Regions from separate parts of the Homo sapiens genome. Here region 2 is linked to region 1. The links are chromatin contacts, found by Hi-C in ENCODE. All regions are on one chromosome and are shown on one strand. Each heading gives the region's core, a stretch centred on a gene start or an enhancer-like site at or near the end of the contact. The rest is flanking DNA. Distances are from core to core; before and after follow the strand shown.

Evidence for each region. Hi-C counts contacts between places; a loop is a spot of excess contacts on that map. Pooled maps may share reads with other maps.
Region 2: a pooled map shows a loop between it and region 1 (3-fold over the local background). The contact joins two enhancer-like sites. A Hi-C loop is called at or near these places in 4 of 50 pooled maps.

Annotation. Positions count from the first base shown.
Region 1 is chr1:19,081,536-19,089,047 of GRCh38, reverse strand. UBR4 (ubiquitin protein ligase E3 component n-recognin 4) reads left to right here. Exons shown (of 106, transcript NM_020765.3): 98 at 71-289; 99 at 1,119-1,232; 100 at 2,227-2,369; 101 at 2,778-2,903; 102 at 4,350-4,544; 103 at 7,475-7,512. Among named protein-coding and RNA genes, the nearest start is that of UBR4, 120 kb to the left of the region's middle. RefSeq lists enhancers at 1,008-1,377, 6,754-7,512. Within about 2 kb of position 1,432, at least 10 of the 41 ENCODE cell types and tissues checked have a DNase peak (open chromatin) inside an H3K27ac peak, as active enhancers do.
Region 2 is chr1:19,650,576-19,658,127 of GRCh38, reverse strand. MICOS10-NBL1 (MICOS10-NBL1 readthrough) reads right to left here. Exons shown (of 4, transcript NM_001204089.2): 2 at 2,928-3,116; 3 at 2,693-2,804; 4 at 1-1,262. The coding sequence starts at 3,097. The coding sequence ends at 999. NBL1 (NBL1, DAN family BMP antagonist) reads right to left here. Exons shown (of 4, transcript NM_005380.8): 2 at 2,928-3,116; 3 at 2,693-2,804; 4 at 1-1,262. The coding sequence starts at 3,097. The coding sequence ends at 999. Among named protein-coding and RNA genes, the nearest start is that of NBL1, 10 kb to the right of the region's middle. RefSeq lists a silencer at 4,096-4,235 and an enhancer at 7,086-7,552. Within about 2 kb of position 5,772, at least 20 of the 41 ENCODE cell types and tissues checked have a DNase peak (open chromatin) inside an H3K27ac peak, as active enhancers do.

The DNA of each region.
Region 1 (7,512 bases), core at 183-2,682:
TTTAAGCTCCCGGGAAGAAGGTTTGTCTACATAATTGGAGGCATGTGTCTCTCTGGTCTCTTACTGGCAGGTTCTGATTGGAACTGATTCCATCCCGAACCTGCATAAGCTGGAGCAGGTGTCCAGTGATGAGGGCATTGGGACCTTGGCAGAGAACCTGCTGGAAGCCCTGCGGGAACACCCTGACGTAAACAAGAAGATTGACGCAGCCCGCAGGGAGACCCGGGCAGAGAAGAAGCGCATGGCCATGGCAATGAGGCAGAAGGCCCTGGGCACCCTGGGCATGACGGTAAAGCTACCACCTAGAGTCCCCATATTTCTGCCCACACTGTTGATGAGGAGGTGGCCATGGGACAGCCCTGGGGTTGGCCATGGGGAAAGAGAAGGCTGGACAGAGTAGGAGGAAGGAACTAGGTGTGTTCGGCCCTCTCAGAGGTGGAACTACTATCGTTCTATCATACAGATGAGACTCGGAGTAAGTGACTTACGAAGTTTACCAAAACAGTAAACCAGTGATAATAGCCATTAAGTTTATTGAGGACTTATTTAAGCCCTCAAGTAGTTCTAGGAGGTTGATATTGTTATACCCATTTTCCAGATGAAGTAACTGAAACTGAGAGGTGAAGTAAATAGGCCAAGGCACATAACTAATAAGTGGTTGACACAAAGGGTTCTGTGCTCTTCTAACTGTCCCACCTTGGAGGAAGCAGAGTCCTACAAGCTCCTTTTCCAAAGCACAGACTTGAGTGTCAGCAGTTGAAAAGCTCACCTGGGAACAGTGAATGAATCATAGTGCAACAACCCTTGGAAGCTGAGACTTGGCATTGCTGGCACGAAGATGCTGGCATGAAGAAAGGGGGCTTTTCTGATGGCAGGTGGCACCTTGCCAGGGCTCCAGCTGGATGACTTCCTTTGCTTCAGTGGTTCCTGTAGGAAGAGAGAATAGCAGAAGGGCCTGGGTCTTTATCCTTATTAGAAGACAGCTCAAGGGCTTTCCTCTCATGCACCTGTCCTTTTAGTGGAGGTAGAAGGTTAGCCCTGTTCCTGAGCATCTCCAAGCTAGGGTGGGAGAGGGTGTGTGGAAATCCCCTTGACATGCCACCGGGGTTCCCCTACAGACAAATGAAAAGGGCCAGGTCGTGACCAAGACAGCACTCCTGAAGCAGATGGAAGAGCTGATCGAGGAGCCTGGCCTCACGTGCTGCATCTGCAGGGAGGGATACAAGTTCCAGGTACAGCTGCTGGGCCTACGGTCGGTCCTGAGGGCCCAGCCTGACCCCTTGTTCTAGGTAGCATCCCCCTCCTCCAGGCCATTTTGTTCTTAGCTAGGCAAGATCAAGGCCTGCATCTTAGGAGATTAACAAAAGGACCAGCTGTCCTCTTTAGAGGCAGGAAGGCGAGCTCATCCGAACTTTAGACTTTGTTATCTTTATCATCATCATGACAAATGCTGCTCATTGGATTCTTCCTATATGTGAGGCCTCATGCTCAGAGCTTTGTGTAAACTGGATAATTTTATTTAAACCTGTAAAAAGTCTCAACTTGTGGTTAAGCAAACAAAGGTCACATGGCAGAGCCAGAATTCCAGCCTAGGCTTCTCAGACTCCAGACCTGGGCTTTTAAAAACATACCATGCTGCCTCCATTCAGGGTAACTGGGGAGAAAATCAGAACTTTCTAGGCTTATCCAAACTAGATTCCACCTGAAAGGAGCAGAGCAGCCAGTGACCTGCTGGCTCTCCTGAAGGCTCAAAGGTGGCCTCTTCTTTCCAGCTGGAACTTACTGCTTAGAATACAGGCTGTGAAAGGGCAGGTGCCTGGGCCACAGGGCTCGTTAGTCCTGCGTAATGCAGGCTCTTCAGAGCTGCCCAGCAGGTTTTGAAAAGCAAGGGAATATCAAGAAGTCACTTCTGCATTTTCAGACAGATGAAGCACAAAGTAAAGAAAGATGGCCGAGGCTTGCTTATGTGTATGCCTCTGCATCTGCACCGCATCCCCTTCTTGCTGGTTGCTCCCATAATCCTTGTTTCACTAGGGCTGCGGCCAGCCAAGTGCTTCACCAACAGACTGAGGGGCTGGCCTTACCTGCTCTTCTGAACTTCCCTAGTGAGAGCAACCTGAAACCCAAGGCATTGCCCAAGAAGGGCGGCAGTTCCCCTCTATTCTGCTTCTCCTGAGCCTGACTTGGAGTTTCTCCTCCCCTCTCCTTATGTTGTCGTCTTTGCAGCCCACAAAGGTCCTGGGCATTTATACCTTCACGAAGCGGGTAGCCTTGGAGGAGATGGAGAATAAGCCCCGGAAACAGCAGGGCTACAGCACCGTGTCCCACTTCAACATTGTGCACTACGACTGCCATCTGGCTGCCGTCAGGTAGGCCCTGGCTCTTGCGGAATGGCTCCTTCAGTAGGCCTGCCTGTGGGCCTGGAGCGGGTGGGACTGCCATCCTCGTGGTTTTAAATCTGCTCCTTAGTCTCTGGAGAGTAGGGTGTTCTGCCTGACACCATATAGGTCCCCAAGCAGTTATTTGAATGATAGGAAAATATGCTTTGGCCTGGGCCCAAGGCTAGTGAGAACAGCCCTGCCTACCTGAGTCAGCAAAGCCAGTGTGTACCACATTGAGGCTACAAATAGCAAATTCTCTTCGCAGGGTCAGGAGCCTGGGCCGACTGACTTCTTAGTGTTGGCATGCCCCCACCCCCACCCCCGCCCCCCCGCCCAGGTGCCTGGTTGCCACGTTAATGCCAGCAGTCGCTTGTCCCTGCTCTCCTCCCTATCCAGGTTGGCTCGAGGCCGGGAAGAGTGGGAGAGTGCCGCCCTGCAGAATGCCAACACCAAGTGCAACGGGCTCCTTCCGGTCTGGGGACCTCATGTCCCTGAATCAGCTTTTGCCACTTGCTTGGCAAGGTGAGTGTTGAGTATTTTTCATGGTGGAATGGAGGGGATTTGCAGGGGATGGGACAAGACCCGCTATCAGCCCAATCCCCTGGTGACACCATTTCCTGTTACCTTCCTTGGGAATCCATGTCTGTCTGCTTGCTGACTGGGGAGCTGTCCAGAGCATACAGGGTGGGGGATGGAGGCTTACTCAAGGGGTGACCTGACATGGCCCACCACAGGGTGGGAGGAACCAGCACCCTTAGCTTCCAGGGTACCAGATGAAATTTCTGGGTCTTCACTATTCCTTTGCTGATCTTATGACAGAAGATGTGGGGCCAACTTGGTCCTTGAGGCCAGAATTTCTGAGTTCACTTCTACAGTGTGTGGCTCTGAGGTTTAAATACGAAAGTGGCTTAGTGGCAGGGGGGATGTTGGGCTCCTTAGAAGGCCTTCCTGGTCCTAAAAACCCAGATAAGAATAGCTAAAGCATCTGTGAGGTCCTCATGTCTTGCTGATGCCTTGTGGAGTGGTGCCCCACCCCAAGTCCTATTTCAAAGCTCAGGGATAAAAAGATGCCTGTCATAAAACAGGCAGCTGGCAGTGACAATGGAGAGCATGTTGAAATGCTTAACCTCTATTCTTTTGTTTTGAGACAGGGTTTTGCTCTTGTCACCCAGGCTGGAGTGCAGTGGCGTGATCTTGGCTCACTGCAGCCTCCGCCTCCCAGGTTAAAGCGATTCTCCCGCCTCAGCCTCCCAAGTAGCTGGAATTACAGGTGCCTGCCACCATGCCCAGCTAATTTTTGTATTTTTAGTAGAGACGGGGTTTTGCCATGTTGGCCAGGCTGGTCTGGAACTCCTGACCTCAGGTGATCCACCTGCCTCGGCCTCTCAAAGTGCTGGGATTACACGTGTGAGCCACTGTGCCCGGCCAGGCATGTATTCTTGTATACATTGTACAGATGAGATGCAGAGTTTGAGCAACTTGCTCGAGGTCACCCAGTTAATAAGAGGCACAGCCCAGATAGATGGGAATGTGTATTGACATAGGAAAAACAAAAGCAAAAACAAAAAACCCTTTTATTTGGAGATTGAAGAGCTCATTCTTATGGACAGGTCACTTTGTCAGTCAGAATGGATGAGTTCTACATTGCTTCCTCCAAAATGTACTCCACATGCAGCCACGGTATGTCCTACAACATTAGTTCATTAAGAAATGGGCGCCCAAGAGTGGTGGGCTCTCATCAAAACTTGGCGAGTGTCACGTTCAGTCACTGCAGAAATGAAAACGTCCTATGGCCTTGTCGTCCTGCTGGCCCCAGCCTTGGCCTCAACTTTCCCTTGTATTCTTGTCTCCGTTTGCAAACCTTTGCAGCCATCAGGCCTGGGAGTACTGGAAGGAGGCTCTGTCTCCCAAACTGGGTTTTCACCAGGAACTCACTTCCATTTCATTGTTTGTTCTGCTTCCCTCTAGACACAACACTTACCTCCAGGAATGTACAGGCCAGCGGGAGCCCACGTATCAGCTCAACATCCATGACATCAAACTGCTCTTCCTGCGCTTCGCCATGGAGCAGTCGTTCAGCGCAGACACTGGCGGGGGCGGCCGGGAGAGCAACATCCACCTGATCCCGTACATCATTCACACTGTGCTTTACGTCCTGAACACGTCAGTACCCTGTGTCCCAGGGGCGGCATCTCGCAGACCCACCCTGCATCCCTCTGCCCGAGATCCCCTCAGCTTTTTCATAGCCTCTCATGCTAGTTCCGGAGCAAGCGTCTGGCCTAAGGCAGCCTTTTTGCCGAGGTGGGGATGCTCATCTGCATTCTTTTAGGGCCATGCAGAAAAAGCAATAAAGGGAACTTCCTTCCCCCAAACTGCCCTGTCTCCCACCATGGGCAGCCCAAGACCGCATCCTTGGACTGACGTTCAGCTCACAGGGGAGCAGGAAGTGGGAAAAGTCAGGCCACTGAAGCCTCTACTTCGATGCAGCGGCTACTTCTACTTTCCAGACTGTTCTCTTGAATGGGGGGAGGCCACAGGTCGGAGCTGTGCCCACATCATTAGTCAAGGGCATATAGATTGTTACAGGTGATGGTTTCCCATCAAGGGGATGCAGCAGAGCTGAGGACCCAGTTCATAAATGGAAAACTGGATTTGTTATCCCTGTTTTCTCTACAGTGGGTAATGCTTCTGGCAAGTGTGAAGGGAAAGGGAATGTTCAAGATTATCTGGGAAAGTCAACCGACAAGGAAGGCAGCCAGGAAAAAAAAGAGATTGGTAGTTTTATCCATATGCACATTATGGGACAGTTAGGTTGGTACCTGGAAGTGTAATTTTAAAGAAGCACTTAGGCCAGGCACGGTGGCTCACGCCTGTCATCCCAGCACTTGGGAGGCCAAGGTAAGAGGATTGCTTGAGCCCAGCCTAAGCAACATAGCAAGACTCTGTCTTAATGAAAAAAACAATTGTTTTAAATTAGCCAGGCTCACACCTGTAGTCCCAGCTATTCGGGAGACTGAGGTGAGAGGATGGCTTGAGCCAAGGAGGTTGAGGCTGCAGTGAGTCGTGATCACACCACTGCACTCCAGCCTGTGTGACAGAGCAAGACCATGTCTCAAAGAAAAAAAAATTAGGAGATTGACTATCCTTTAGCTCTTCCATTTAATTCACTGTTTCATGCTTGTAGGCCCCATCTCCTAGCAAGAGGCTTACGGTTCCCTGTTGAAAGGTTGTGTACAGCTCACCCCGGGTAGCTGCAGCACAGTTTAGGCAACAGGACAATCTGTCTCTTGTCTTTTCTAGTTCTTTCTCTTCAACAATGTTATCTTTTCCTTCCCTCCCATTTCCTTGTGAGTTAAAAGGCTGACCTCGAGACCACAGGCTTCATTGTTAAAACACGCAGGGGCAGGTTGACATCAGAGTGCATTACATCATCTGCTGAACTGCTTAGACTGGCGGGAGCAGCACCTGGCAGCACTGATGGCGCAGACCTTCCCACTGTCCAAATTTCGCTCCTTCTCAGTGTTCCTGGGGCCCTGGACAGAGCCCTGGGTGACTAGGTGTCAGTATGTTTCTGAACAAGCCAGACATTTGTAATTGTCAGGTCCCTTCATTGGAAAGGGAATTGGCTGTCTCACAGTTTCTTTGGTCAGCCAGAGGCTGACCCAGAAGCTTCACAGAGAGGCCTTGCTTCTCGGCCCAGACTGCTTCCCAGTCGACAGCTATCCAATTGACATTGGTGGGAGCTTGGTCACAGTGGGGCTGAGTGCCTTTGGTGGAATATTTGTTTATGGAGGCAAGTATGTCACAGCATGGCCACCGTAAGCCAGACCAGAGCCTGAGCAGATCCTGCAGCAGCCAACAGCCTCAGATTCCCTACAGGGCTGGAAGATCAAGTTGAATGTATCCATCCATGCCCATCTGCAGGCAGCAGAAGCAGGCAGGGTGTCCTTGCACCCTCTCCTCCTGCTTTCCCAGAGTCCAGCATCTGTGCCAGTGCCACCTATAGACCTGGTAACTTTTTTTTCCCGGTTCTAGTGTTGTGTTTGTCCCCACCTCTCCCTACCAGTGCCCCATGGAGTTAGGATAGGGCATCAAGCATTCATGGCATGAGAGCACCATTCAGGATCTAAGGAGAGAGTGTACCCAGAAGCGTGTCATCAGGAAGGACTTAAGTCACCTCTCAGTGCTGATTCCGTGACCTTTTGTCAAAGCTTCAGCGTGGAGAAGGAGGTAGGGTTAAGATGGACAGGCTACCTGGCTTCAGAACACAGTTTTTTCCACGATGTGAGACTTGGGCAGAATCCTTACCTCCTCTGTACTGCAGTTTTCTGTTTCTTTAAAATTGGGATAGTGGTGGCACTATCCCATAGCATTCTTGTGAGTACTAAGTGAAATAATCCCGTAAAGCACTTAGAGCAGTGCCTGGCACTGAGTCTGGTGTGGTCATCATCATCATCATCATTGCAACTTAGGACGCATGAGGACAAGAAGCAGCGCTCATCTGGAAGAGGCTGTTCTAACGAAGGCGGGAGGATCCTAGATCAGAAGAAGACAAACCGGAAGAGGGAGCCTAGGAAAGGAACCACATGCACATTTAGTGCAAACCATGTAAACATAACATAACAAGACTATGTGGAGCAAGGGGGAGTCAGGCTGTGGACCCACCAGGGAATCTTGATTCATGTTTTTGGCCCCATCACTCACTAGCTTGCTGACTTTGGGCAAGTCACTTCACTTTTCTGGGCCTCTGGAGTTACTAGCACAGTTCCATGTTGGGGAGATTGTGAACGTCCCTGATATATGGTGCTCAGGAACCAGTAGTTGCTTGGAATTGTATTAGAGCTGGGGTAGGAGCTAGACATGGGGCCAGGGAAGAAGGGAAGATGCCGCGAAGAAGGGCCTGGAAGGGGACGAAGGGCGTGGATTATCAGAGGAAGTGGGAGTAGTCGGCAAGGATGGGTGGGGAGTGTTGAGTCATCCAAGCGTTCAGCAAATGTCACAAGACAACGACAAATTGAGCAAATTCTTCCTGCTCTTGCTGCCGGGTCCTGCTTCCACCCTGCTTTTATTTTATCATGCCGCTTTTCTTCTAGAACCCGAGCAACTTCCCGAGAAGAGAAGAACCTCCAAG
Region 2 (7,552 bases), core at 4,523-7,022, 560 kb before region 1:
CCCATGTCCTCCTCGTCCTGGAGTTCCTCGAGGTTCAGCGAGCCCATCCCGCCTAGGGCCTCTGGAACCTTGGGGCGAGGGAGGTAACCCCTCACTCCCACACCCATCCGATATTTACAAAGAGCATCCCTGGGAGAGGGGAGAAGGCGGCCGGCTCTGGCAGCTTTCTGGGGGGCCTAGAACTTGGGGCACAGTGCGGGGCACTAACATTTCTAACAGGGAGAGGAGGGGGATGCTCGTCTTCAGGGATGGTCTTGGGGGGTTGTCCCCCTCCTTCTGGCCTTGGAAGACTCTTCCCTTTCCTTCTTCCCCTCCTCCCCTTCCCCCACCAGGCAAGCCAAGGAAGCCAGAGAAAGGCCCGGAGAGCCTGGCTCCCAGCTCCCGCGCCACGAGTCAGCAGGGTCCTGCCCAGGCCTGACTCCCAAACCCCTCCGCTGAGGGAGGGCCACTTCAGTGCCACTGGGGCGACGCTTCCCTGGAGATGGGAAGTGGGGTGAGAGGCCTTGGGGAAACCTGTGGGCCGGAGCCTCCTGTTTCTGCCAGTGGTCTTTCTAGCCCAGCCCTCCCTCAAGCCTGAGGCTGGCAAGATGCTCACACTAAGCCCGGGACCTCAGCAGTACCATCTGCACCCCCAGGGACCTTAGCCCGATTCATGCCATCTTGGATGGCCTCCCCCAGCACTCAATGGCTCAGCCAACTTCCTCCCCCTCCCACAGGCACATCTCTAGAAGCCAGACAGGAAGAGACCACCCCCCCCAAAAAAAGAGCCCTGAAGACCTCTGCTTCCTCCCCCCACTCTTGAATATATTAAATTGTGCAGCTTGGCTCTAACCCCGCCCCTTCAGATCTCCATGGCAACCGGGCAGCATTCAAGTCCGAGTCTGAAGCCAAGTCCATCCAGTGCCAAAGGGGGGCTTCAGCTTCTCCCCTGACTTCCCCAGAGAGTGAGACCCAACATTCCACAGGGGGATGAGAGGGGAGGAAGAGTTGGGGGGGCCTCAGTCCTCAGCCCCCTCTTCCTCTGTGTGGGGGGCCCCAGGGGGGTCCTCGGGCTCAGGGGTCTGCCCGCCAGGATGGGGGTGGGGATGGGGGTGAGGGTGGGTGCCGGGCTGGGATCCCGGCCCGTCCTCGCCCTGCACATAGACGCTCAGCCCCTCGTGACTAGGCTCCTTGCCGCAGGCCTGGCAGCTACAGTGCAGGATCTTCTCCACCAGCTTGTCCACCCTGGGCACCTCCTCGTGGCCCGGGCACTCCAGCGTCACCTGCAGAGGGCAAGAGAGAAGCAGAGGCATGTTCCCAAAGGTCTGGGGCAGGCAAGGCAGCCCCTAGGGTAATACTTCCTCATGGGATCAAGAATCCCAGAGCCCACCTGTGATGCCCAGTTAGCTCTGGGGTCCCATGGGGAGGGGGAAATTGAACCCCTGCACAAGCCACCAGAGCTGTCTCCTCACATCCAGTCCTGCCACCTTCCCACCCATTCCCCACCAGCAGCCACCAGTGTGGCCTGCCCCTGCTAAAATCGCCCCCACCGCCGCGATCCCCCTGCACTTGGAGACAAACCCTGACCCCTCACTAAGGCCACCCAGGACCTTCAGGTGCCACCAGCTGGCTGGCCCCCCTACCCCTGACCCTGCACCACTCTTACCAATCCTGTGCTTGGGCTCTGCCTCAGGGACTCCGCACATGCTGTTCCCTTTGCCTGGAAGGTTCCCCCCACCCACCCCCCTATCCCCGCCGACTACCACATGCCCTAAACTGCGCCTTTGGGTCTGAGCTCAGACTTCACTTCCTCAAAAGAGCCCCACCCCAAAGCCCAGCCCAGCTGAGGCTCACCCTGCAGGAACCCCATCTACCTCCTACTCTGCCCCTATCATCACCCATCTAAGTACCTTTTTTCCTTCTCCCTCCCTTCCTCTCTTCCTTCCTCCCTTCCACAGAGCGCCTACCCTGTGCCAGCTCTGGGGACACAAAGACACATTTCCTTCAAGGAAATCAGAGTCTAGTGGGGGAAACAGATCTGTCAAAATCACCCGGATGCAGGTGGAAGACTGCAGGTGTGAAAGGTGCTTGAAGCGGAGGCATACTGTGCTCTGAGAGCCAACGGTACCAGGGTGTGCCCCAGTCAGGGGGCCTGGAAAGGGGCCCTGAGGAAACGCTGCTTGGGCCAAGGGCAGAAGAATGAATAGAAGTGAACTAGAGAAAGGGGACAGAGGTGGTGTTCCAAGCAGGGAAAAGAACAGGTGCAAGGGCCCTGGGGTAGAAGCGAACGGAGCAGGTGCGAGGCACTGAAAGAAGGTGGCTGTGTTAAGCGTCAAGCTACTAAGGAAGGCAGGAAGCAGGAGGAGGCTGGAAAGGCCACTGAGCCAGGCCATGCCAGGTTCTCGGGACAGGGCAAAGATTTTGGTCTCATCCTATAACAACAGGAAGCCCCTGAAAGGACTTCAGCCCATGAGAGACATCAGAATGGAACTTCGGGAACATCCCTGTCCTGTACAAGTTGGTGTCAGACTTCTGAGCCATCCTGTGGGGAGGCCCACATTTGTATCCCCAGCACAAGCCCTTCACCCTGCACACAGTGGGGCCTTTCTAAGGCCCTGTGGCCATCTGCTGGAATACAGGAGCCTGGGGAGAAAGGCCAAGGCTGGGGCAGGCTCCGGGCCGAGACTGGGTGGGGCAGGCAGGCAGTACTCACAATCTCCCACATGGACTGGGCTGGCATGCAGGAGTCACAGTGAACCAGGGACTCTGTGGACTGTGGGAAGGTGTTGGGGACGCTGTAGCTGAAGCACTGTCCTAGGCACGCCCTGTGGGAGGAGAGGTCACCATGCCTGTGTCACTGTTGGGGAGGCAGGGATGGGCAGCCCTGGTCCTCTTCCTCCCTCCTTGGACCCCTGTCCGCATCCCCCCACCCACCCCTTGGGTCCCACCTGTTCTGGATGGACTTGGCCTCACAGCCGCTGTGGCCCACGATCTGGGTGATGTTCTTGGCTTCGCACCAGGCACTCTTATCTGGGAACAGTGCCAGCTTGTTGATGGGTGGTGGGGCAGCCAGTAGCATGGCAGGGAGGACAGCCCCCACCAGGACCCGAAGCATCATGCCCGTGGCCTCCAGAGCCCTAGAACGGAGCACAGGTGCCAGGTGAGGCACAGCAAGGTGCAGGGGGCCGGGTAGTGGTGTTACAGCATGGACTCTGGCATCCGACTCCTTGGCGCAACCCCAGCTCTCCCACTTACTAACCAAGTGCAACTTTGGACAAGTTATTTCTCCCCTCTGAATCTCACAATTGGAGCTGGGAGTGGTACCTACATCAGATGGGTATCTGGAAGGTCAGATGAGATATTAAATGAGCCTAGCAGATAATACACATTCCATATGTGTTGGTTGGTTTTACAACTTCCTAAATTGCCTTGAGCAAGTTACTTTTTATCTCGGTGCCTCGGTTTCTTCATCTAAAAAGGGGAGATGGTGCCACTGCCTGGCACAGGATTGCGATTACGAAGTGTTCAAGCACATGTCAAGTGCTGAACAATTACTACCTCCTTTCTCCCTTTGATGCTGTGAGTCACCCAGGAAAATACACAAAAAGCTGTCCACACAGCCCTGGAGGGGCTGGCCACACACCATGTCTCCTTGAAAGCTACTGCAACCATTGTCAGGATTCTGATGTTTGAAAAGTTAGCCTTAACCTTCACGTTGCTGTGATTTCTTTTTGGTTTTGTTTTTTGAGAAAAGATCTCACTCGGTCACCCACGCTGGAGTGCAGTGGCATGATCACGGCTCACTGAAGCCTCGACTTCCCTGGGCTCAGGTGATCCTCCCACCTCAGCCTCCCGAGTTGCTGGGACTACAGGCGTCCGCCACCACACCTGGCTAATTTCTGTAAAGACCAGGTTTCGCCGTGTTGCCCAGGCTGGTCTCAAACTCCTGGGGCTCAAGCGATCTTCCTGCTTCAGCATTCCAAAGTGCTGGGATTACAGGCGTGAGCCACCGCACCTGGCCTGCAGTGAATTCCTGGGCCACCTTGGCTGGCCAGACCTCAGGCAAAAAAACTGACCCTGAACCAGACAGTATTGTTCTCTAAGATGCCTCACCAGAAACTCGAATCCACAAGGGCTCTACACAGATCACTGTCCCCAGCCCCATTCTAACACGTGAGTCAAGCGGGAGCCAATCAAAGCTAAGCACTTGGCCATTTGCAAATTCCCCTGCTATAGGATGGAGTGAGATACTAAAACAATACCAGGATCTGCCAAAAGGTGGCGCTGCAGGGCAGTCTGTGTCAAAGGATTCCGCTTTCAGGAGACTCGCCCCAGGTAAGTTTCACCCATGCCCCCCAGTGCAAAAAGCACGGGAGAGGGAGGCTTCAGAGATGAGGGCAGTGCCTTCTTCAAGGAGGCCCCCAAACCCTCGGAGGACGGCACAGCCGAGAAAGGGCATGGGTCCACGTGTGCTGGGTGACCGGGACACTCAGACCTGTTTCCCCACCACCTGTAAAATGAGTGCAGTGAGCCAGGCCAGTGGTTCCCAAACCTGAAATTTGATCAGAATTCCCTAGGAACTTGTGGAGTAAAAGTTCTAGGGTGGGTAGGAGTCTGCGTTTTGATCAGGCTTCCTAGGCAGCTATGCGCTCAGTCAGGGATTCTTTACCTTGGGACAGTCCCTAGAGGGGCCTGGATGAGGCTAAATCAGGAGGAAGAGGGGACAAGTCCTGGTCCCAGTGGCCCCACAGAAGCCCAGCACCAGGAGTCAGGTGGCTTGGGACTGGGCATCCCATTTAGGACAATCCTACCATGGGCCATGGAGATGGCAAAGCCAGGTACTTTTTTTTTTTTTTTTTTTTTGAGACGGAGTCTCGCTCTGTTGCCCAGGCTGGAGTGCAGTGGCACGATCTCTGCTCACTGCAAGCTCCGCCTCCTGGGTTCACGCCTTCTCCTGCCTCAGCCTCCCGTGTAGCTGGGACTGCAGGCGCCCACCACCATGCCCCACTAATTTTTTGTATTTTCAGTAGAGACGGGGTTTCACCGTGTTAGCCAGGATGGTCTCGATCTCCTGACCTCGTGATCCGCCCGCCTCAGCCTCCCAAAGTGCTGGGATTACAGGTGTGAGCCACTGCGCCCGGCCTTACTTATCTATTTTTTTGAGACAGAGTCTCACTCTGTCGCCCAGGCTGGAGTGTCATGGCATGATCTTGGCTCACTGCAACCTCCGCCTCCCGGGTTCAAGTGATTCTCCTGCCTCAGCCTCCAGAATAGCTGGAATTACAGGCATTCGCCACCACACCTGGCTGATTTTTGTATTTTTAGTAGAGATGGGGTTTCACCAGGTTGGCCAGGCTGGTCTCAAACTCCTGACCTCAAGTGATCTGCCCACCTCGGCCTCCCAAGGTGCTGGGATTACAGGTGTGAGCCACTGCACCCAGCCCAGAGCCAAGTACTTTATAAAGTGTCTGGGGAGCACGGGTCTAGAGGTGGGCTGGCTGAGTGGGGCTCCTGCAGGGCTGTGAACCCCTCCAAGCACTCCGCTCCCCATCCAGCAAGTTCCCCCAGCTCCTGCCCCTCTCCTGCAGGTCTCCATCTCAGGGGACCCCAATGCCGGGATAAGCCCCACTCCCAGCCCACTGGGGAGGAAGGGCAGCTGGAAGTGAGGTCGGACAGGCTGCCCCCCCGCCGCCTCCCAAATGAGTTCCTGTCACGATCCAGGCCCTCACCCACGCATTTCCGGTCTTGCTGACAAAGCCCATGTTTCCAGTACAACCACATCCTAACAAAATAGAATGGATTCCTCCCTAACTGGCAACCCAGTGAATTTTTCAACAAGCCTGGCATGCAGGCGGCTTCCTCACTCCTGAGTCAGGTCTGCCCACAGCACACCTGAAGGGTCCTGGAGGTCCATTTAAGGCCAGGGCTCCCTGGGCTGGACTGGCCCCCTAGACCCTTAGGAGAGGTCCAGGGACTCTTGTCCTCCTATATCTGACCCCATCTTGCTTCCTCAGGAACAACAGGTCACAGGGGGCCAGGGAGGTGACTGGGGCAGAAAGTGATGTGGATTTGGAATTGAGACTGGGGTTGTAATGCAAGTAGCCTGGGCCAGGCATGGTGGCTCACACCTGTAATTCTAGCACTTTGGGAGGCCAAAGCGGGAGGACCACTTGAACTCAGGAGTCCAAGACTAGCCTGGGAAGCAAAGTGAGACTTGGTCTCAAAATAAAATAAAATAAAATAAAATATTTTTTTATTATCACACTGTGATAACACATTTTTTATTATCACATTATGCATTGTGATGTGCACCTGTAGTCCAGCTATGTGGGAAGCTGAGGCGGGAGGATGGCTTGAGACCAGGCTTGGGGCTGCAGTGAGCCATGATTGCGTCCCTGCACTCCAGACTGGGTGACAGAGCAAGAACCTGTCAAAAAGGAAAGGGAAAAAAAGGACAGGAAAGAAAAGAGGGAGGGAGGCAGGGAGGGAGGGACAGAGGGAGGGAGGGAGGCTGGGGTGAGCACTTGGAGTTGGAATTAGGAGAGGTCACAACCGAGGCTGTGGGTCACAACTAGGCTGAAGCCGAGTGTTGAGACTGGGGTTGAGGCTAATGGAGGCTTACTGGGAAATGGGGTAATGGTGACTTTTTGGAAGAGGTTGCAGGCCCAGAGATCAGGAACTGGTTATCAGCGTCAGGCTGGGACAGAGGTTAGGAGAAATGAGACGAACTGAGGCAGAAGGCCCCCTCCTTACCTTCCACCCTTTCCAGTGCACAGCTGAGGTTATCACAGGGCCAGCTGTGTCCACAGAGGGGTGCTATAACCCAACCCACCAGGCCCTAGCAGGCTCTCCGCAGGGCGCTGGGGCCTCGGCCTCCCCGGGCCAGCAGCGTGGAGCTCCAGCATTTTCCCCGGGCTCCCCCTGGAAGCGTGGACCCTGGAGTCCCCAGTGTTTGAACTGCAGCCCCTCCCCTTAGGAGCTGTGTGACTCCAGAAATAAGTTCACTCCTCAGAAACTGCCTTTCTCAACCCTAACATGGGAAGCATTGCACCTTCCCTGGAGAAGAATTGGGAGGAGTAAATGAAGGTACTCAGCACCTAGGAGGCACCCACTAAGGTCAGCTCTCTTCCCCCCAGGGGATCATGGGAAAGGCTGGGCCAGCATCAGAGCCAAGGCTGGGCTGGAACAGGAGGCAGCGAGGATGCCAGATGAAGTCTCTCCCACACACGGCTGTCATCCAGACACACCTGCCTCCGCCCACCCTCCTGCCCAGCCCCGAAGAGCCCAGGCTGCCCCCACCGGTGGGGTGGGCTCTTGGCTAGCAGGTTTTCTTTTTTTGTTGGTTTATGCTTTTTTGTTGGTTTACGCTTTTTTGTTTTTTCAAGCAGCAACTAATCTATTTTTTTTTTTTAAGCAGCGATCGTACTTTCCTTCCTGAGCCTTGAGAGCCTCACCCAGATTCTCAACCCTTCCTCCCGCCCTGAAGGTCACACAGCAAGTCATGGGACTCCCCAAAAGCGAGGGCGGGAAGGAAAGTTGGAGATCTCCCAGCCAAGTCTCCCTGCTCTGCAAG